2 separate regions of the Homo sapiens genome follow, and region 2 is linked to region 1. Evidence: read pairs that join two places in POLR2A ChIA-PET (ENCODE). Cell type or tissue: OCI-LY7. All regions are shown on one strand. Links, peaks and the distances in the headings refer to the core of each region. The heading gives the core; the rest is flanking DNA.

Region 1 (11,204 bases), core at 2,130-10,129:
AATGTTAATAAGATTGAAACTTTAGTATTTAGTGGGGAATGGAAAGAGTTGCCCTTGTTGCAAGTAATGAAGCCTGATTTGATTATGAAGCTGCTTAATCACTCTTCATGTGTTCAGAATTACTGTTTTTTTTGTTTGTTTTTCCTTTTTGTCACTGTGTACATTAAAATTTTGGAAGATGCTTTACTATGTAAAGTATAGATGGTCATTTTAATCATTCAGCCACATACGGTTGGCTGGTAAACAGCTTATTCTGATACAAGAATGCTTGGGTGCATATGGAAAGATTGTGAAAGAGTGTGTCTTGCATCAACAGCTGTCTTATTTATGATATATAAGTAGAAATAGAGCAAATGTTGGAATCTGTTATTTTTAGTACCATGTCTTTAATAAAGCTAAGTATTTTAGAGGAAAATGTTTGTTTATGCATTTCAAAAAAGCATTTTAGTTTTATCCTGCTCATTTTAGTTGTCATAGAGATTGTTGTGACGTGGAGAGTGCATGTTTGTGTGGTGTCTATAAAACAAGTCATTTAAAGTATGAGTGTTTTCTTGTACTCTGGACCTATTACATGTTTCTTTATGTTGGTAATTAACATTTAATTTGGTTCTTGCTGCTAATTATTTTCTCTGCTGATATTTATTAAGCTTTAAAATAATCGTACTATAATCTTGAAACACTGATTTGTAAAAACTAAGAATGAGTAGGAATACAAGAGATCTGGAGGAACAAATCAGATTGTTATTAGGGTTTGACTTTTTTTTTACATGGGCTTATGGAAGCAAGGCATTCTAGGGTCTAGAGGGATGTGTGTGTGTGCTTGTGTGTCCATGTGTGCGCATGCGCACGTGTGTATCTGTTTGAGACATACTTTCTCTGTTCACTTAAAAGAGCTCATGTTTTCATTTGTTTATTCTTTTCTTTCAGGGTATTTTGTTTTTTTCTTTAAGACTTCTTTTTTTAAATCCCAGGTAGATGTTGTCAGATAAACTTGAGGTAAGGCCAAGAAGACAGACATTTTATGCTTCATACTTTCTGTAATTATCTTTTGTAGCTTGATTACATAGAGTACCCTCTCTTCCTTAAGTTGTAGTTGCTATTTATCATTGTAGACAAATTCTGTTGCCTTTCAGCAACGTATGCTGAACTAGTATCATAAGATGGTGCATCAGTTCATAAGCTAGTGCATAAGTTTTGTGTCAAAACTTTTAAATCCTGAAGTTCTGCAGTTATCATCTTAGTTATTTTCTATCTAATTAGCTTATAATTGCAAACACTAGTCAGCTTGTGATCTCTGTGTTTCAAGTTCTTTTCTTCACGAGGTTCAGTACCTGCTATGTTGATCTTTGGCAGTGCCAGAGGCTTAAATTTTGACCTGCTCAATTAAAAATAAACACTGGCGTTTATAATGAAAAGGTTTTTTTGTCGGGGGGGGGGGGGTCAAGAGAATTTATTTTGTGATAGTAATAATTTTCAAGACCTTCAGTCATTCCTATGTCTATGTTGCTATCTTTATTTTAAAACTTAGAACCCTGATCTAACTCCCTTCTCAAGTGAAGATACTGTGTAGATTCAAGAATTATAATGTAGAGTAATAGGCCTTTAAGTTTTTTTTTAATCTGTTAGAAATAAAGAGCATGATTTAATTATTGTTGAATTAACAATTAAAATGAATCCCTTTGGAGGGATGGCATTGAATAACTTATAATTTCAGTGAATCATTTACGTTTTCATTGGAAGACAGTATCTGATTTCAACTGGTGCGTTACGAAGTAGAGCCATTCCCACAAAGTAAATGTGCAGTGCCCATGTTTCTTGTGTTTAAATATTTTTTATTTTCACTACATATATATTATTTTCTCATGTTTATTTACTAATGTAATTTTCACTTAAAATTAGATGTTTATTTTCAAATTTTAAAAGCTAGTGCTCTTAAAAGAGCTAAATTATATTTCTGGAAGCAGGAGTTTAGTATAAATGTAATAAAATTTTAAAATAAAATTGACTTCCCTACTTAATCTTGGGTTTGTGGGTGAGTTTGTTTTTAGTACACTCTTATTGGTGGTTTTGCCTGAAGAGTAATACATTATTATTATTACTTTTCTTTTTGAGACAGGGTCTCACTCTGTCACTCAGGCTGGAGTGCAGTGACACGATCATGGCTCACTGCAATCTTGACCTTTCTCGGCATGGATGATCCTCTCACCTCAGCCTCTTGAATAGCTGGGACCACAGACATGTGCCACCAAGCCCAGTTAATTTTAGAATTTTTTTTGTAGAGACAGGATCTTGCCATGTTGCCTAGACTGGTCTCAAACTCCTGGGCTCAAACAATCTGTCTGCCTCAGCCTTCTAAAGTGCTGAGATTACAGGTGTGAGGTACTGCACCTGGCAATACGTTATTTTAAAAGTAAACGCTAAGCCATTTATGACTTTGGTTATATTCAGTCAGTTGGATTTAGTAACTAATAACTAGCTTTCTTCCATTCTAAGGTACTTTTATAGTTTCTAGCAATTAGTTTGTTACAATTAGCTTATATCAGATATAACAGTTCTTAATATAATGTTTATAAAAGGTTTTAAGTCTGTTGCCTGATTTTTAAATTTATATCTAGTTAACATTTTAATTTTAAAATTGCCAACTTTTGGGAGATTTCACATATTTTACCTCTATATTTTATTTTTCCAGGATTGGTATGGAGGAGTAGTACCTTCTATTCTTGGTTTATTTTTATTTGCTAGACATAATTTCTTAACTACATATGTAAGTATAAATTCATAAAAATCACACTGAAAGAATAGGTTGATTTCAACCATTTTGAGGGTACTGGTAGGTAACACACTGTTGGGGAATAAACTAAAGAATTTCTGATTTCTACAATAGATTTAAGTATGAAATTTGAGTATACTGTGTAGCTGTGTAGATCAACTTAATGCTTAAAAAATTACCTCCTTAATGATTAGATTAATAGAACAGTGTTAGATTATCAAGGGAAGAGTTTGGAATGTAAACATAAACATGCTGCATAGGTGGTGGTTATTTGTGAGTAGGACTACTTTTAAATGGTACTAGTAAAGATTTATCAAACAATGCTGCTATTATGTTGCTATATTTTTAATAAAATGAAAATCTTAAAATCTTGCCACTGTTGAGTAGTAATTTCACCTATTTCTGGAACAGTTATTTGCATATTTACATCTTATTTCTATAACTGAAAGGTGATAATAGGCTTTTCCAGGGTTCAAGATTACTACCAAAAATGGAAGGTTTTGCATACGGGGCAATCTTCGTGTTTTGTGGCAGTTAACTCCAGTCAAGGCTTTTCATATTAAACATTGTGCAGTATCCAAGTAAGTGATAGCTGCTCTCTGAATCTCCCTTCTCCCCAGCCGCCACAAATTCAGCTTCTTGCTAGGATATTTGTACAATGAAAACTATCACTTTGTCTTTTAACAACAGGTGGAATGCCTTCTCCCACTTATAAGAGGTGTAACTCTCCATTTGGTGAATGAGCTGTGTGCTCAGGGTGGTCACTTAGGTAAGACAGCCTATTAGCCTATTAGTCTAAAAAAAAAAATTACCTGTTAGATAAATTTAGAATCCTGCGTGACCTGATTGGCTTAGCTGGCCTAGAGATGTTGAGGCTATGTATATTGATTTATCTACATAGGCCATCTATCTTAGCTGCCTTCTGTGGCTAAAGGCCATGAGCCATTTTGGTTTTCTTTTCTTTTTTTTTGTTTTCTTGGTTTTTTTTTTTTTTTTTTTTTTTTTTTTTTTTTTTTGGAGACAGAATCTCACTCTGTCACCCAGGCTGGAATGCAGTGGTGCTATCTTGGCTCACTGCAACCTCCACCTTCCAGGCTCAAGCGATTCTCGTTCCTCAGCCTCCTGAATAGCTGGAACTACAGGTGCCCGACACCACGCCCAGCTAATTTTTGTATTTTTAGTGGAGATGGGGTTTTACCATGTTGGCCAGTCTGGTCTCAAACTTCTGGCCTCAAGCGAGCCCTCCACCTTGGCCTCCCAAAGTGCTGGGATTACAGATGTGAGCCACCGTGCCCAGCTGCCATTTTGGTTTTCAGATGTGTTAAACTGCATGTGTAGGGGTGGGAGAGCAGAGGCCTTTAAAATGCACCCCTTGCCAGTAGTGGGTTTGTGTGTGTGGCGTTCTCCACAGGACTTCTTGAAAGCAATGCCAGCTTAGAGTAGGAGCTGCTTTGAACAGCAGACTTCTACCAAATCGTAATTACTTAAGGAGTATCATTATAGTAATTTAGTTTTTATAATTATCATTTTCTTACCTTGGGAAGAACATCCTAAGATTTGCAGAAAAGTATCTCTTTTAAAAAGTATACTACCGTATTTAATGTAGGAATAACCACAATTGATGAGAGGTGGTAAATGGAATCAATTATATAGGCATGACCTTCAGTACCATGTTTCCCTCTCTCCTGAGCTTCAGTCACCTTTTCAACTATCTGACACTAAGAACTCACTGAATATCAGCTATTACAATACTGGGTATCTTACTAGCACCCTAAACTTATCTCATTCCAAATAAAACATTGAGTTTTCAATCCCAAGTGTATCCCTTTACTGTTTATTGTCTTTCACCAGCACTACCATTTTTCTAATTGCACATTGCCATCATTACAGGCATACATCTTTTTTTTTTTTTTTTTGAGATGGAGTCTCACTCTGTTGACCAGGCTGGAGTGCAGTGGTGCAATCTTGGCTCACTGCAACCTCTGCCTCTTAGGCTCAAGCAATTCTCCTGCCTCAGCCTCCCGACTGGCTGGGATTACAGGCACGCACCACCATGCCGGGCTAATTTTTGTATTTTTAGTAGAGATGGGGTTTCGCCATGTTGACCAGGCTGGTCTCGAACTCCTGACCTCTGGTGATACACCCTTGTTGGCCTCATACCGGGATTAAAGGCATGAGCCACCGGGCCTGGCCGCATACTTCATCTTCTGGCACTTTGCAGATACTGTATTTTTACAAATTAAAAGTTTGTGACAACCCTGCATCTGGCAAGTCTGTGGACACCATTTTTCCAGTAGCATGTGCTGACTTGGTGGCTCTGTCACGTTTTGGTAATTCTTGCAGTATTTCAAACTTTTTCTTACGGTGATCTGTGGTCATTGATCTTTGATCTTACCATTGTAATTGATTTGGGACTCCACAAACCGTGCCCATATAAGATAGCAAAGTAATAGAGAAACGTTTGTGTTCTGACTGCTCCACTAACTGGCAGTTCTCCTGTCTCCCCCTCTTCAGGTCTCCTATTCCCTGAAACAGCAATATCGAAATTAAGCCAATTGATAACCCTATCATGGCCTCTAAGTTTTCAAGGAAAGTACAAAATTTCATGTCTCTCACTTGAAAAGCTAAAAATGATAAAGCTTACTGAGGAAAGAATGTTGAAAGCCCAGATAGGCTGAAAGCTAAGCCTCTTGTACAATGCAGTTAGCCAGGCATGAAAGCCAAGTTATGAATTTAAAGAAGTTGAAGGAAATTAAAAGTACTACTTTGGTGAACACATGAATGATAAGAAAGCAAAACAGCCTTATTGCTGTTTTCGGTGGTCTGGATAGAAGACCAAACCAGCCACAATATTTGTTTAAGCCAAAGCCTAATCTAGAGCAAAGCCTCAACTCTCTTCAATTCTGTGAGGGCTGAGAGGTGAGGAAGCTGCAGAAGAAAAGTTGGAAGCTAGCAGAAGTTAATTCATGAGGTTAAAGGAAAGAAGCTATCTCTAACAAAAGTGTAAGGTGAAGCAGCAAGTGCTGATGTAAGAAGCTGCAGCAAGTTATCTAGAAGTAGATTTTCTGGAAGCCAAGGTCATTGTCGAAGGTGGCTACATGAAACAACAGATTTTCAACGTAGATGAAACAGCCTTATATTGGAAGAAGATGCCACCTGGGACTTCCGTAGCTAGAGAGAAGTTAATGCCTGGCTTCAGAGCTTCAAAGCATAGGCTGACTCCTATTAGGAGGTAGTGCAGCTGGTGACTTTAGGTTGAAGCCAATGCTAATTTATCATTCTGAAAATCCTAGAGTCCTTAAGAATTGTGCTGAATGTATTCTGCCTGTGCTTTATAAACGGAACAAGGTCTAGATAACAACACATCTGTTCACAGCATGATTTACTATTTTAAATCCAGTTTTGAGACCTATTGCTAAAAAAACAAATTCCTTTCAGAATATTACTGTTCCTTGACAATCTCCTGGTTGCCCAAGAGCTCTGATGGAGATGTACAAGGAGATTAATGCTTTCATGCCTGTACAAACGATATTCATTCTGTAGCCCGTGGATCAAGGAGTAATTTTGACTTTCTAGTCTTATTATTTAAGAAATACATTTCATAAGGCTATAGCTGTCATAGATTGTGATTCCTCCGATGGATCTGGGCAAAGTACATTGGAAACCTAGAAAAGAGTTACCATTCCAGATGCCATTAACATTTGTTATTCATGGGAAGAGAACAAAATAACAACATGAGGCCAGGCGGGGTGGCTCACGCCTGTAATCCTAGCATGTTGGGAGGCTGAGGAGGGTGTATCAGTTGAGGTCAGGAGTTTGAGACCAGCCTGGCCAACATGGCAAAAGCCCATCTCTACTAAAATACAAAAATTAGCCAGACATGATGGGTGCATGTCTGTAATCCCAGCTACACAGGAGGCTGAGGCACAAGAATTGCTTGAGCTTGGGAGGTGGAGGTTGCAGTGAGCTGTGATTGCGCCATTACACTCCAGCCTGGGCAACAGAGGGAAACTGTCTTAAAAATAAATAAATAAATAAAAATAAAAAGCAACATCAAGAGGAGCTTGGAAGTAGTTGCTTCCAGCCCTCATGGATGGCTTTGAGGGGCTTAAGACTTCAGTGAAGGACTTCACTGCAGATGTAGAAATAGAGAACTAGAATTAAAAGTGGAACCTGAAGATGTGACTGAATTGCTGCAATCTCATGATAGAACTTGAAGAGATGAGGAGTTGCTTCTTATGGATGAGCAAAGAAAGTGGCTCCTTGAGATGTAATCTACTCCTGGTGAAGATGCTATGAATGCTGTTGAAATGACCACAAAGGATTTAGAATATTACTTAATTGATAAAGCAGTGGCAGGGTTTGAAAGGATTGACTCCAATTTTAAAAGTACTACATGGGTAAAATGCTGTCAGACAGCATCCCATGCTACAGAGAAATCTGTGAAAGGAAGAGTCAATCGATGTGGCAAACTTTATTATTTTAAGAAATTGCTACGTTTACCTCAGCCTTCACCAATCACAACCCTGATTAGCAGTTATCAACATCAAGGCAAGACCCTCTACCAGCAAAAAGATTATGACCCACTGAAGGCTTAGACAATCGCTAGCATTTTTTAAGCAGTATTTTAAATTAAGGTATGTACACTTTTTTAGATATAATGGTATTGCACACTCAATAGGCCATAGTTATAAAACATAACTTTTAAATGCACTGGGAAACCAAAGAATTTATGTGACTTGCTTTATTGTGATACTCACCTTATTATGGTGGCCTGGAACTGAACCCCTAATATCCCTGAGAATGCCTGCAACTTCCATCTTGTTCCCACCCTCAGTCACATCTGCTAAGTCCTCCCAATTGTGCATTTCCTCTGAAATATCTTAAGTATGCCCTTGTATGATTTTAGTTACATGGAATAGAATCACTCTAGCAGAAAAGTAACTGTAGTATTAGAATTGTCATTTTCCTTTTAGTCTGCTTCTGTAGCCTACTAATTGGTCTTGCAACCCCAGACCTTTTTCAAATTCATTTCAACGTATGTTGCCACTTGATTAAATGTATTTAAATTGGTCTGAGTTTTTTTGTAATTTCATTCTGGTTTTGGTATAAGGGGCATGCTTGCCTAATAGAATGAGTTGGAAAGTAATTCCCTCCTCTTCACTTTTCTGAAGGAATTTGTGTCAAATTGTTAAGGTAGAATACCTCAAAAAAGCCAACCTGAGCCTGGAATAGTCTTTCACACTACAAATTCAGTGTTAAAACTAGATTTAGAGTTATTCAAGCTATTTATTCTTAGGGTTTATTTGTTTTGTTTTGTTTTGTTTTAGAGTTGGGGTCTCACTATGTGGCCCAGGCTGGTCTCAAACTCCTGAGCTCAAGAGATCCTCCTCCTTCAGCCTCCTGAGTAGTTGGGACTACATGCACACATCCCCATGCTTGGCCCTTGTTTATTTATTCTTAAATGAGCATTGATGTTGTGTATCTTTAATGAAATTTGTCTATTTTATCTAAGTTGTCAACTTTATTGCCATGAAGTTATTCATACTTCCTTACGACCTTTTAATACATATAAGATCTATACCGATGTCCTCTCTCACTCATAATATCGTTAACTTGTGTCTTCCTTCTTTTTATTCTGATCAGTCAAGCTAGAGGTTTATCAATTTATTTTCTCAAATCAGATTTCACTGTCATCAATTTTTCTTTTTTAGTTCACTGATTTCTGCTCTTCATTATTTATTTTCTTTTTCTTCTTTTGGATTTAGTTTGCCCTCTTTTTCTAGTTTAAGGTGTGAACAGGAGTCACTGACTTCAGACCTTTCTTTTTTAATATATGTATTTAGTGCTATACATTTCCTTCAAAGCACTACTTTAGCTGTATTCTAACAAATTTTGCTGTGTTGTATTTTCATTTTCATTGAGTTCAAAATACTTCATAATTTTCCCTTAGATTTTGTCTTTGATCCATGGGTTATTGAAATGTGTGTTAATTAGTGTCCAAATATTTGGGAATTTTCAAAGATCTTTCTGTAACTGATTTCTAACTTAATTTCATCATGGTTAGGACACATCATTTGTATGATTTAATTCCTTTGAAATTGTCTGAGACATGTTTTATGGTCCACAAGTAATCCACTTTGGTGTTTTGCATGCACTTGAAAAGAATGTGCCTTGCTTTTGTTGAGTGAAGTAATCTGTAGTGCCAATTAGGTCATGTTCGTTGATAGTGGTGTTCAAGTCTTCTATGTACTTAATAATTTGCAGTCTGCTTTTTCTGTCAATTCAAAGTCTTGAAATTTCCAACTGGATTGTGGATTGTTTTATTTCTTTTAGCTCTGTTTCTTTTTAATTTTTAATATTTGTGGGGTTCATAGTAGGTGTATATATTTGTGGGGCATATGAAATGTTTTGATATAGGCATACAATGTGTAATAATCACATCAGAGTAAATGGGGTATCCATCACTTCAAGCATTTATCCTTTGTGTTACAAACAATCCAGATATACTCTTTTACTTATTTAAAAATGTACAATTAAATTATTATTGACTATAGTAACTGTTGTGCTATCAAATACTAGATCTTATTCATTCTTTCTATTTTTTTTGTACCCATTAACCATCCCCGCAGTTCCCCTCTACCCACCTGATTACCCTTCCCAGCCTCTGGTAACCATCCTTCTACTTTCTGTCTCCATGAGTTCAATTGCTTTTATTTTTAGCTCCCACAAATAAGTGAGAACATATGAAGCTTGTCTTTCTTTTTTCTGAGACTGAGTCTCACTCTGTTGCCCAGGTTGGAGTGCAGTGGTGCAATCTCGGCTCACTGCAACCTCTGCCTCCCAGGTTGAAGCGATTCTCCTGCCTCAGCCTCCCGAGTAGCTGGGATTACAGGCATTGCCACCATGCCCAGCTAATTTTTGTGTTTTTAGTAGAGATGGAGTTTCACCATGTTGGTCAGGCTGGCCTTGAACTCCTGAACTCAGGTGATCCACCTGCCTCAGCCTCCCAAAGTGCTGGGATTACAGGTGTGAGCCACCACACCAGACCGGAAGCTTGTCTTTCTATGCCTGACTTATTTCCCTTAATATAATGACCTCCAGTTCCTTCTATGTTGTTACAAGTGACAGGATCTCATTCTTTTTTATGGCTGAATAGTACTCCATTGTGTATATGTACCACATTTTCTTTATCCATTAGTCTCTTGATGAACATTTAGGTTGTTTCCAAATCTTGGCTATTGTGAATAATGCTGCAATAAACATGGGAATGCAGATATCTCTTTGATGTACTGATTTCTTTTCTTTTGGGTACATACCTAGCAGTGGGATTGCTGGATCGTATCATAGCTCTATTTTTAGGTTTTTTTTTTTTTTTTTTTTTTTTTTTGATGGAGTCTTGCTCTGTCCCCCAGGCTCGAGTGCAGTGGCATGATCTCGGCTCACTGCAACCTCCTCCTCCCAGGTTCAATTGATTCTCTTCCCTCAGCCTGTCAAGTAGCTGGGACTACAGGCAAATGCTACCACGCCTGGCTAGTTTTTGTATTTTTGCTAGAGACAGAGTTTTGCCATGTTGGCCAGGCTAGTCTGAAGCTCCTGACCTCAGGTGATCCGCCTGCCTTGGCCTCCCAAAGTGCTGGGATTATAGGCGTGAGCCACTATTTTTAGTTTTTTGAGGAACCTCCACACTATTCTCCGTAGTGATTGTACTAATTTAAACTTCCACCAGCAGTGTATGAGGATTCCCGTTTCTCCACATCCTTGCAATTTGTAACTGCCTGTCTTTTGGATAAAAGCCATTTTAACTGGGGTGAGATGAAATCTCATTGTAGGTTTGATTTGCATTTCTCTGATGATCATTGATGTTGAGTACTTTCCTTTCTTTCTTTTTTTCTTTTTTATTACATCACAGTTCTGTAGCTCAGAGTTAAAGAAGGCTTGCCTGGGTTCTCTGCTTAAGGTCCCACAAGGCTGAAGTCAAGATGTCAGACAAGGTAGGCTCTTATCTGGAGGCTCTGGGGATGAATCCAGTTCCATGCCCATTCAGATTTGGGACAGATTTTGATTCCCATATCCTTCCTAGTTGTCAGCTGAGAACTGTTTTCAGCTTCTAAAGGTTACTCATATTCTTCTCAAATTCCCGTCTTCCATTTTTGAGCCAACAGCTTACATCAGATTCTTCTCTTGCTTAGAATCTGTCTGACTTCCTTTTCTGCCACTGGCCAGAGCAAATTCTCTTTTAATGGGGGCATGTGATTCAATTGGTCCCAACTGGATAGTCTCTTCTTTCATTATCCCAAAGTCAACTGATTTAGTAATATTAATTACATCTAAAAAAATTCCCTTTTTGTCATGTAACATAACATAATCATGGGAATGGAACTAATCATATTCATAATTCGAAGAGAGGAGAATATACAAAGGCAAGGGTCAT
Region 2 (11,204 bases), core at 1,807-9,806, 64 kb before region 1:
GTGGCAGAAATGATCCGAATTATAGAAAGATTGATCTACTCTATGTAAATCAATTGGTGTGGCAGTGGCTGGAGTACAAAGCTTAGAGTTAGTGACATTGTTAGAATACTGTTGTTAACAACCCAGTATAGAAATGATATTGGCTCCAGCTAAGGTACTGGTAATGAGAGTTGAGAGAAGGGGATCTCTTCCTAGGTAAGGCATACCTAGAAAGTGTCAGGCAAATAAAATTCAGATAGTGTTGAAGATGACTTAGGGGTGACTTCCAAGGTTGTGTCTGGAGTCGAGGTGGTGGTGCTAATTGAAATCAAGAATAATGAATTCTGTGTTGCTCTTGCTTAATTTGGAGCATTTAGAAATGCCCACCTGGCACTCAGGAGAAAGGAGTGGGATAGAGAGAAAGATTTGGAGGCCCTCAGTTTATTGTTGTCATGATGATAACTGGATATGAAAAGATAGTCCTCATCATGCCATTTCTGAACTTTGAACTTTCCCATTCCTTGTTATTTAAAATTAACAACTTATTTATTCTCATACTGTCATGTATGTTAGTTTCCTTTCAAGAACTATGGGAAACTCTTGATGGAAGAGTCTTTTATATCCACTCTGGTGAATTAAGTATATAATAGGTAGTCAGCACTGTGAAAAGGACTGTTTGTATTTCTGCAATGGATTTTTTTTTTTTTTTAAGATGGAGTCTCACTCTGTCACCCAGGTTGGAGTGCAGTGGTGCAATCTCAGCTCACTGCAACTTCCGCCTACTTGGTTCAAGCGATTCTCCTGCTTCAGCCTCCTGAGTAGCTGGGACCATAGGCACACACAACCACGCCTGGCTAATTTTTGTATTTTTAGTAGAGATGTGGTTTCGCCATGTTGGGCAGGTTGGTCTTGCACTCCTGACCTCAGGTGATCCATCCGCTCGGCCTCCCAAAGTGCTGGGATTTCAGGCATGAGCCACCACGCCTAGCTTGCAGTGGAATTTTACATCTCACCTTCCTACCCCATACACACACACAGAGAGAAAAGAGGTCATGGTGTCAGATATATAAGGGAAGTTTGTTTGTGTAGGGTCTCTTAGGCCACTGTAAGGGCAACTTTGGCTTTTACTCTACAAGAGAGAGTATAAAAAGTGATAAAGGCCCTGAAGAGGTGTGCAGGAGGAAGAGCTATGGCATTCATAGGAAGCCTCATGCTGACTTGCAGCATAATCAACTTTGAAAACAGAAGATGTGGTATGTATATATTAAAATACTCGGCTGGGCACAGTGGCTCACGCCTCTAATCCCAGCACTTTGGGAGGCCGAGGCGGGCAGATCGAGGTCAAGAGGGATCATGAGGTCAAGAGATCGAGACCATCTTGGCCAACATGGTGAAACCACATCTCTACTAAAAATACAAAAATTAGGAGGGCATAGTGGTGCGCGCCTGTAGTCCCAGCTACTTGGCAGGCTGAGACAGGAGAATCACTTGAACCCTGGAGGCGGAGGTTGCAGTGGGCCGAGATCACGCCACTGCACTCCGGCCTGGTGACAGAGCAAGACTCTGTCTCAAAAAATACAAATAAAAAAATTAAATAAAGTACTCAACACTGGAGTTCAATAGATATTTGTGGATCAATGAATAAATTATGCGTGCGCTGTTCAGATTGTGATATACTGTCAGACAAAACAGCAGCGTTCTATGTTAGCAATATTTCTAGGCATGAACGTACATTCGCCGGAAAACTGACAAAGCAGACTGTCAAGAGTGAATCCTAAATTGGCTGCTTGGCCCCATAGGAGGTTATAGAGGGGCTGCTCTTGGCTTTAGGAAAAAGTAGTTAAGATATCTTCTGACGGGCAAATCCTGGACAGCACTTCTTTAATGGACTGAGGTATTATCAGCACTGTTTGCCAGAGCATTTGCCAGTTCCTGCTGCCAGCAGTCACGCTTGCCTAATGTTTGCCAAAAATTCCATCTGCTGTCTATCCTCAGTTTCTTCACAAGTCAATGGCATGTTCATTATCTTTAGGAACAAAGGCAAGAACATGTCTACTTTAATTATCCTATTTATGGTTTTTAAATGAACTGGATTTAACTGGTTAAGTTTTTCAAGTATTATTAATATTTATTGATATACCAGGCAACTGTATACATATGCTAGGGTATAGAACAGCAGCTTTTTTACCTAAATATTTGTGAAAACCTTCTTGTTACTGTGCTGAGAAAAGGTATACAGTTGTACATAATCTTTTCATTTTAAAGGAAACCTACCAATAAGCTAAAAGTTTTTATTTATAAAGCATTTATTATAAAATATATTGCTAAAATAAATTTTATATATATAGGTAAAATATATAAAATAAATTGGTAAATGCCAACTTGTGTTGAAACGTTTAAAAAGAGGGAAGAATTCCACTGGTTTGCTATAATAGGAAAAATCAAATGTTCATTTATTTGTAATTAACAGTCTCTGGGCATCTTTTATTTTGGTCAGCAACAAAAATCTACTAAATTTTCCCATCACCCTCAAAATCTAGATATAGAAGCCTTCTGTAACAGTAAAATATAATTTAGATATTTAATTCTAAACAGTTTTTAAAAGTCTATATTGTCTAGTTTGTTTTAAATTCTGCTAAATATAAAAGAGGGCACGCATTAGAATATTGATTTTTTAATTCATTGTCATCAGATAAAAATAGGATTCTTAGTGTTACTGAGTCTTAGAAAGTTTTTTGGTGTTTGTGGTGATACTATATATAAAAGCAAAGAACTGATAGCAATGTAAATAGGCAATAATACAAGAATAGTTAATTAAAGGAACCCAGTACAGTACTTTGTCTATTGTATACATTGTAAAAGTGATAACTAGGAAGGTAGGAAGGCAACATTAAAAAATGCTTATGATAAACATAAGTTAAATGGAAAAGATAATTTATTAAAATGTATATACTCTGACTGCCACCACAGAAAAGTTATGTGAAGACTGGAGTAATAGGTTATGGAAAGTTCTTCCCTCATTATCAAAACTTTTTGTAACTCTTGTCTTTCTAGATTTTAAGGGAAAGAAGTGACCTTGAGTCAGCCATTTTCAAATATAATAGCAAATATTTGGCCACCAGCAACTAGCGGAGAAGTCTGAAAGCAGGAATTGTGTATAATTCAAAACCAAATATGATTTCTGAAGTAGTTATTTTGAAAAGGATTGAAATATTTCAATAAATATGTCTTTGAATATACTGTGCATGAAAGACAGTTATTTTTTATACTAAATGATTTCTCTTCATTTATCCAATATTCTTTATATGTTTAGTCTGTAAGTTAATATATCCATTCTGAAATTCAACTTGATCATCTTGAATGCTTGCACCAACACCTTCTGTGACACATAAGGTGACCTTTGGTTTCTTATGGTCTAACTATAAGCCTGAGTGGGTTTTGCCATAAGTCACTGGAAAGTTGTTTTTCCCTTGACTTCCACTAGATTCTAGGTCCTATCTGACCCAATTGTTTATAGGATAAATGTTGCTAAGGCAGTTTCTAAACTAAAAGAAATGTAATTTAGTTTGATTTAATTGTACTTCCCACAGCTTAATACTAAACTGTTTGATTCTAAGAAGACTCAGATTAGGAACCTGTGTGTTCGATGGGAACATGGCCCTACTCTATATCTAACACGGTGATCAGCATGTGTGCACAACCTTCACAAGTGTCTAGGGTATTTGGAGTCTATTTTCATTTTTTAAGTTGTTTATTTGATAATCCAATAATGAGAGAGACAGTGACAACCACTTCCTGAGGTATCATTTCTAAGACATTTTATGAGCTTTTCTAACTTTTGTAGATGATTTCTCAAATGTAATAAACTTCCCGTAGCAAAATATTTTTAAACAAATTTAGTGAAGTAATAAATGGGGAGTTCCTTAATATCAGAGAGTTAACTTTGTTTTTTGTTTCTTGCCAATACCAAATGTGGTATCTACTTATACAAAAGGATTAAGTAATATCGTTAATTAATATTGTTAAATTGAATTATGTCTTTGATTGTCTCCTCAAATGTTTACTGTCTAGACTAGCACCATCCAATAGGACTTACTGAAATGATGGGTATGTTCTCTGTGCCATGCAGTGCAGTAGCTAATAGCTGCATGTGGCTATTGAATATTGAAATATAGCCGATGCAACTGAGGAACTGAATTTTTAATTATATTTCATGTTAATGAGTTTGAATTTAAATAGCCTTACGTGGCAACTATATTGGAAGATAAAGATCTAGAACTGCAAGATTTTATTTGTGTTGAAGAACAGCAGGATTCTCTCAAATGCTGAGCCTGATTAAACAAGTTCCCTGTACTCTTCCTCTTTTTTGAAACAAATTCTTGGGAGTTAGCTTGTTTTTTTTTTTTTTTTTTTTTCTATATTTAAATTGGCCTATACCCAAATCTACAAATATTTATTCATCATTAATTATGTGCTGTGCAGTCTGCTGGATGCTAGGGATACAAAAATAAGCAAATAGGCCCTTTCCCACAAGCAATTTATACCCTAATAGGGAAGAAAGGTGAGTGCGTAAATAAATGCAATGGAGGCCACACAGGGCCCAGTGTGGCCACAGAGGAAGGAATCATTGGTGATTTCTGGGAGATCTCAGAGGGTGCCATGAACCATGAAAAATGAACAGGCATTTCCCTTTTTTTTTCCTTTCCTAACTACTAGACAACCAGGGAGAGCAGGAATCACTAGGTGAACAAATGAAGGAAGACATTTGTTGTGGGTTGAACTATGCCCCCACCCACATTCACATTTGAAGTACTAACCTCTAGTAACTCAAGATGGCTACCATATTTGGAAATAGGGTCATTGTAGATATACTTAGTTAAGATGAGGTCATACTGGAGTTAGGTTGGTCCCATATCCAATATGACTGGTGTCCTTATGAAAAGGGAAACTTTGGATACAAACACAGCCACACACACACACACACACACACAGACATACACACAGAGAGAGAGAGAGAGACAACACTATCTGAAGATTTGAAGATCTTGTGGATCCTGTCACAAGCCAAGGAACTACCAGAAGCTAGGAGTGAGGCCTGGAACAGATCCTTTCTTCGTGCCTTCAGAGGGAGTACTGCCCTGCTAATACCTTGCTCTCAGGCTTCTAGCCTCCAGAACTGTGAGATCATAAGTTTCTATTGTTTAAGCTGCTTAGTTTGTGGTACTTTATTACAGCAGCCATAGCAAATAATATAGCATCCAGATTAAGGAAACAGTATTGTAAAAACAAGGCAAAAACAGCTATGGAAGTTATTTATTAAAGTTCTGTTTTGTGATTACCTAACCCAGGAATTTTAGAAGGAAAAAATAAAGCAAGCATTAGCCTGAATGCGAAAATTTCTTTTTTTTTCTTTTTTTTTTTTTTGAGACAGAGTCTTGCTCTGTCGCCCCAGGCTGGAGTGCAATGGCGTGATCTCGGCTCACTGCAACCTCTGCCTCCGGGATTCAAGTGATTCTCCTGCCTCAGCCTCCTGAGTAGCTGGGATTACAGGCACGTGCCACCATGCCCAGCTAATTTTTGAATTTTTAGTAGGGACGGAGTTTCGCCATGTTGTCGTCAGGCTGGTATCGAAACTCCTGACCTCAGCTGATCCACCTGCCTCAGCCTCCCAAAGTGCTGGGATTACAGGCATAAGCCACTACACCCGGTGAAAATCTCTTTATAAATATTTTTCTACTCTTAAAAGTTAAGGCTATAATAATGTTTGGGGGTAAAATTACATTTCTGCCAAATATGTATCATGAATCAAAATATAAATGTTTCCTGGTAATCATAAGCCAGTTAGAAGAAAGTTTTTGCTTACTAAGCTTGTCTCCCTACATAAAGTAGTTCAATCAATGAGTAATAAGACCCTTCATTTCCCTACATGTTATATGAGGAAATGTAGGTATGAGAGGTACTACTCTATTTCTTATACATCACCTTTGGGGGAGAGGGGTCATGAGCAGAAACTGGGGTAGGAGTCACATACTGGGTGGCTGCAGCTAGAACTATGTTCATCTTGGTAGGCTGGTGCCCTAAGGTCCAACCTCATTCCTCCAGTTATTGCTGAGATGGGAAAGATTAGGCCGAGGGGCCAAGTTAGAGTCCAGAAGACACCAATAACATTGTAACTCCTGAAAGCCACATCCCTTGCAAAAGAATTGTCAGACCCCACACAGCCTTCTAGCCAGGATTCAGGAGTGAAAGAATAGGGGCCATCAATCTTTTCCTTTTGTGTGTAGCAGTAAGTGCCAACTGTTGATTGACTCATAGGAATGAGTCAGGGACAATGAACTGTGGATGACATTTATTCATTTATGTAGTTTAAAAATCATTCTGCAACAAATGTAATAATGGTATGGCACCTCGGAGGAACTAAATGCAGCCTAACAAGGCTAGAGCATAGCAAGCATGGCAAGTGAGGGTTTGAGGGATGCATATAACTGAAGAGGCTGGCAAGGGCAAAAGAGCAGGAGGTTTGATATAGGGATCATGAATAATTAAGGATCACCTTTGGACATTTTGAGTTTGAACATCTTATGAGACATTCAAGGGGAGATGACCAGGAGGCAGTTAGACATACTTAGGGCAGGGGTCTGGATTGAAGATACTGATTGGAAGATCTCAGTATAAATGTCAAAATTAAAGACAGATAAGTGTAGGTAAAATGAAAAGAGTGTCAACATTACGTAGGTAAGAGAGGGAGATAGCCCCCCAACACCCCCCCAAAGAAAAGGAAGAAAAAGAAAAGTGAGATACAAGAATTATGTAAGAGTGGTTTCTCTGACTTCATGAGAGGAGAAAATTTCAAAAAAAAAGAATAATTACCGTGTTAAATCCTGCAGTATGGCCGTGTCTGATAACATTTGAAAAAGAGCTATCAGAGTGGGAAATTGGGAGCTCATTTTGTATATTGTGAGAGCTGAAGTTCAACGGTAATGAGCGGTAAGTGAATGGGGTCCAATTCTAGAAAGATTGCAAACCAAGTCAAAGTTGAAAACCTCCTGTTACAAGCACTTAGAAATTCTATATAAAAAAAACTTTAAGCCAGGCGCGGTGGCTCACGCCTGTAATCCCAGCACTTTGGGAGGCCGAGGCGGGTGGATCACGAGGTCAGGAGTTAAAGATCAGCCTGGCCAAGATGGTGAAACCCCATCTCTACTAGAAATACAAAAATTAACCGGGCGTGGTGGCGGGCGCCTGTAATCTCAGCTACTTGGGAGGCTGAGGTGGAGAATTGCTTGAATCCCGGAGGCAGAGGTGACAGCGAGCCGAGATTGTACCACTGCACTCCAGCCTGGGTGACCGAGTAAGACTCTGCCTTTTTAAAAAACAAACAAACAAACAACAACAACAAAAACTTTAAAATGATAAGTACATAGTCGACCTCAAAAAAGGCAGTAGTAATCAACAGGTATCAGAAACAAAAGAATGAACAGAAAACCAGTAAGAAAATAATGCATGTACACTATTTGAGTAGATAATGGCTGGGAGTTTTCAAAACAAAAGTAAGACTCCAATATCCAGATTCAGGAAACCAACAAATTCCAGGGAGGATAGGTAAAAAGAAATCCACAGCTGAACACATTATAGTGAAGCCGCAGAAAACTGAAAATGGAGATAAAAAATCTCAAAATCAGCTAGGAAAAAGTTACCTTCATAGGATCTATAGTTCAATATACAGCCGATGTGTCAACCAAAACAATGAAAGCTATGATGGTTGAACAATAGTTTCAGTGAGCTGTAAGAAAATTGTTGTCAATACAGGATCATATAGTCAGTAGAAATAGCTTGAAGAAAGATTTTCAAACAAACAAAAATTTAAAAAGACTCACTATTAGGAGACCCAAAATAAAATTCTAAAAATGATTTTTTCAAACAGAAAGAAAATGATCCCAAATGAATAGTCAAAGATGAAGAAAGGAATGAGGAACACAAATCTTACAGAAATGAGGACAGAAAAAGGAATCTGGTATGGGTAGCCAGACACCATGGCTTTCCATGGTGGTGAGTAATTGTAGGATCCTGAGAATGACAAGTGGGGGATTCCAACAGCCTCACGAGGCGTGAGATGTGGCCCTAGCCATGGGATTCGAGGGAACTAGAACCATACCCTGGTAGAAAGCCTGGTGCTTCAAAATGCTTGTCTTCCTGGACTAGAAAAACTTGGCCCACAGGACCAGAGAAACTAAGAAGAAATATTTCTGTCTTGAGTATTAAGTGGAATAAAAAAATCACACAAGGCTAGGTGTGGTGGCTCACACCTGTAATCCCAGCACTTTGAGAGGCCTGAGGTCAGGAGTTTGAGACAGCCTGACCAACATGGTGAAACCCCCGTCTCTACCAAAAATACAAAAAGTAGCTGGCCTGGTGGTGCACGCCTGTATTATCAGCTACTTGGGAGGCTGAGGCAGGAGAATCACTTGAACCCAGGAGGCAGAGGTTGCAGTGAGCCGAGGCAGAGGTTGCAGTGGAGAGGTTGTACTCCAGCCTGGGTGACAGAGCAAGACTCCGTCTCAAAAAAAAATCACATGAATGATTACTTAGATGGAGAAACTGTTTACAGACTATCTGTATCGCAGATTACAACTAAAAACTGAACAAAACACAAAAAGCATCTAAGGTCGGAGTCTGGGTTGAAGATACTGATTGGAAGATCTCAGTATAAATATCAAAATTAAAGACAGATAAGGACAGGTAAAATGAAGAGTGCTGACATTAGGTAGGTAAGAGAGGGAGATAACTAACAGCCCCCCTCAAAAAAAAAAAAAAAAAAGGAAGAAGAAGAAAAGTGAGAGAAATACACGAAGAAGCTCTGTGGAAAGTTAGCAACAGCAGGCAGTACAAGAGGGCAGCCAAAATTTGAAGAATGGCCTGTACAGAAGTGAGTCCCACATTTCCTGCCTCCCCGACTCTTCATCTTCCAGCTTTAACCTGAGGGCAGATATGATGTGAAACAAGCATAAGCAGCAAGAACTCTGAGGGAAACCCTGTTATTCTGTCCAGAGGAAGGAAAATAGGGCCCCTGCAAGCTGGAGAGAGTGTGGCAATTGCTGTTTTTTTTCCTATTCTCTCAGTTTTGTGCCAAGGGTGGCCCCAGTCACAGAGCTGCACTGAGGTGGTGAAGGTGCAGGGGCTTAAAACTCCAAGAGAAAACCCATCTTTATGACCAGAGAAACTGGTAAACCTGAGAAAGGGGATCCTGAGTCCAAAAAGTGTGAAGGGAATCATTTTTTCTCTCTCTCTACTCTGAGGATGGCTCTAGTCATGTAGATCTGCGTGGCAGTGTAGACAGCTACAACTCCAGTAGAAACCCATCTTTCTAGCCAGAGGACCAGAAAAGTGGGGCTCTGGGGACTAGAGAGTGTGGGGTAAAACATGAAGAGGAGACAGCTGGAGAAGGGGACCCTTTAATTCTGTGACTGTGAAATCACAAGTCTCAGGCCCCACTCCTGAGTTATGCATAAGCAAGACGGATGCAAAGTGGGATAGCAAAGGCTTTAAAACCTGAACTGTGATTTAAAAACAATAGCAGCAGCAACAACAAAAGAACACCTGAGTCCCAGCCTAACCCCTGAGAGGGACAAGCATGGGACAAATCCAATGCAGCAGAGCAAATGCTCTGAAAACTGAACTCACTGGAGCCACAACTCATAGAAAGTGAGACATAACTTGCAGTCCAAACTTCACACACACACCCCAGAGATTTTTTAACACCTTCATAAATCACAACATAATGTTCAAAATACCCAGGATGTAATCTAAAATTATTTGACATACAAAGAACCAGATAAACGTTCCCAATTCTTAAGGAAAAAATTCAGCAATATATAAAAAGGATTATACAAGATGGTCAAGTGAAAGTTATGTCAGAAATGCAAGACTATTTCAGCATTTGAAAATCAATCAGTGTAAGCTGGGTGCAGTGGCTCACATCTGTAATCCTAGCATTTTGGGAGGCCAAAGCAGCAGGATTGCTTGAGGCTAGGAGTTCAAGACCAGCCTGGGCAATAGTGAGATCCCTCTACAGAAAAAATAAAAATTATCTGGGCATAGTGGCACTTGTTTGTAGTCCTAGCTACTTGGGAGGCTGAGATGGGAGGGTCACTGGAGGCCAGGAGGTTGAGGCTGCAGTGAGCCATGATTGCACCATTGTACTCCAACCTGGGTGACAGAGCAAGAGCCCATCATTAAAAAATTAAAATTAAAAAAGAAAATCAATGTAAGAGAACTGAAAACTTACATTCACACAAAACCCTGTATGCAAACATTTATAGTGGCTTTACTCACAGCAGTATAGGAAACAACTCAAATAGTCTTGAACTGTTGGATAAACAAAGACTAGTACATTCATACAAAGGAATACTCAGAAATTAAAAACTTAAAAATTTTTTTTTTTTTTACTTTTTTGAGACAGAATCTCACTCCATCACCCAGGCTGGAGTGCGGTGGCGTGCTCTCAGCTCACTGCAACCTCTGCCTCCCGGGTTCAAGCAATTCTTGTGCTTCAGCCTCCCAAGTAGCTGGAATTACATGAGCGTGCCATCACACCCGGCTAATTTTTATATTTTTAGTAAAGATGGGGTTTCACCATGTTGACCAGGCTGGTCTGGAACTCCTGACCTCAAGTGATCGCCTGCCTTGGGCTCTCAAAGTGCTGGGATTACAGGCGTGAGCCACCCCGCCCGGCCACAAAAGAAACTCTTGTTACACACAATAATATAGGTGAATCTTGAAAGCATTATACCAGATTTAAAAAGCCAGTCTCAAATGCTACCTACTGGATAATTTCATTTATATGATATTCTGGAGAAGGTGAAACTCTAGAGATGGAAAACAGATTAATGCATGCCAAGAACTGGGGAGTGGGGAGGTCTTGATTACAAAGGGGCAGTATGAGAGGATTTTTTTGGGTCACAGAACTGGTTTGGTTTGTGTGTTGGTTGGGGTGGGGTTACATGACTCCGTTTTCTTCATTTGTCAAAACTCATAGATCTGTACACAAAAAGTGATTTTCATCTTATGTAAAATAAAAATAAATTACAATTTTAGAAAAGTCACAAGTTGAGTGCTGGATAGGAAAATGAATGGAGAGATAGCTGAAACAAGAATAGCAATATGTAGATAATAGTTGAAGCTGGGTAACGAGTACATGGAGGATAATTATACTATTCTGTTTACTT

The links. Peaks named below come from ENCODE experiments on the same cell type or tissue, not always from the same donor. Only the 100,000 strongest peaks of a DNase experiment are listed, where the experiment ranks them.
Region 2: POLR2A ChIA-PET joins it to region 1 with 13 read pairs; 2 of 35 experiments call an interaction of 5 or more read pairs at or near these places.

What each region holds. Positions count from the first base shown.
Region 1 is chr5:66,180,474-66,191,677 of GRCh38, forward strand. SREK1 (splicing regulatory glutamic acid and lysine rich protein 1) reads left to right here. Exons shown (of 12, transcript NM_001077199.3): 12 at 1-3,142. LOC401191 (a long non-coding RNA gene) reads left to right here and starts at 6,772. Exons shown (of 5, transcript XR_007058794.1): 1 at 6,772-10,764. In OCI-LY7, for the core only: no CTCF peak of the experiment used is centred there; a DNase peak (open chromatin) is centred at 5,948; H3K4me3 peaks cover 1,000 bases; H3K27ac peaks cover 1,239 bases.
Region 2 is chr5:66,116,591-66,127,794 of GRCh38, forward strand. No RefSeq gene overlaps it. Among named protein-coding and RNA genes, the nearest start is that of SREK1, 22 kb to the right of the region's middle. In OCI-LY7, for the core only: no CTCF peak of the experiment used is centred there; no DNase peak of the experiment used is centred there.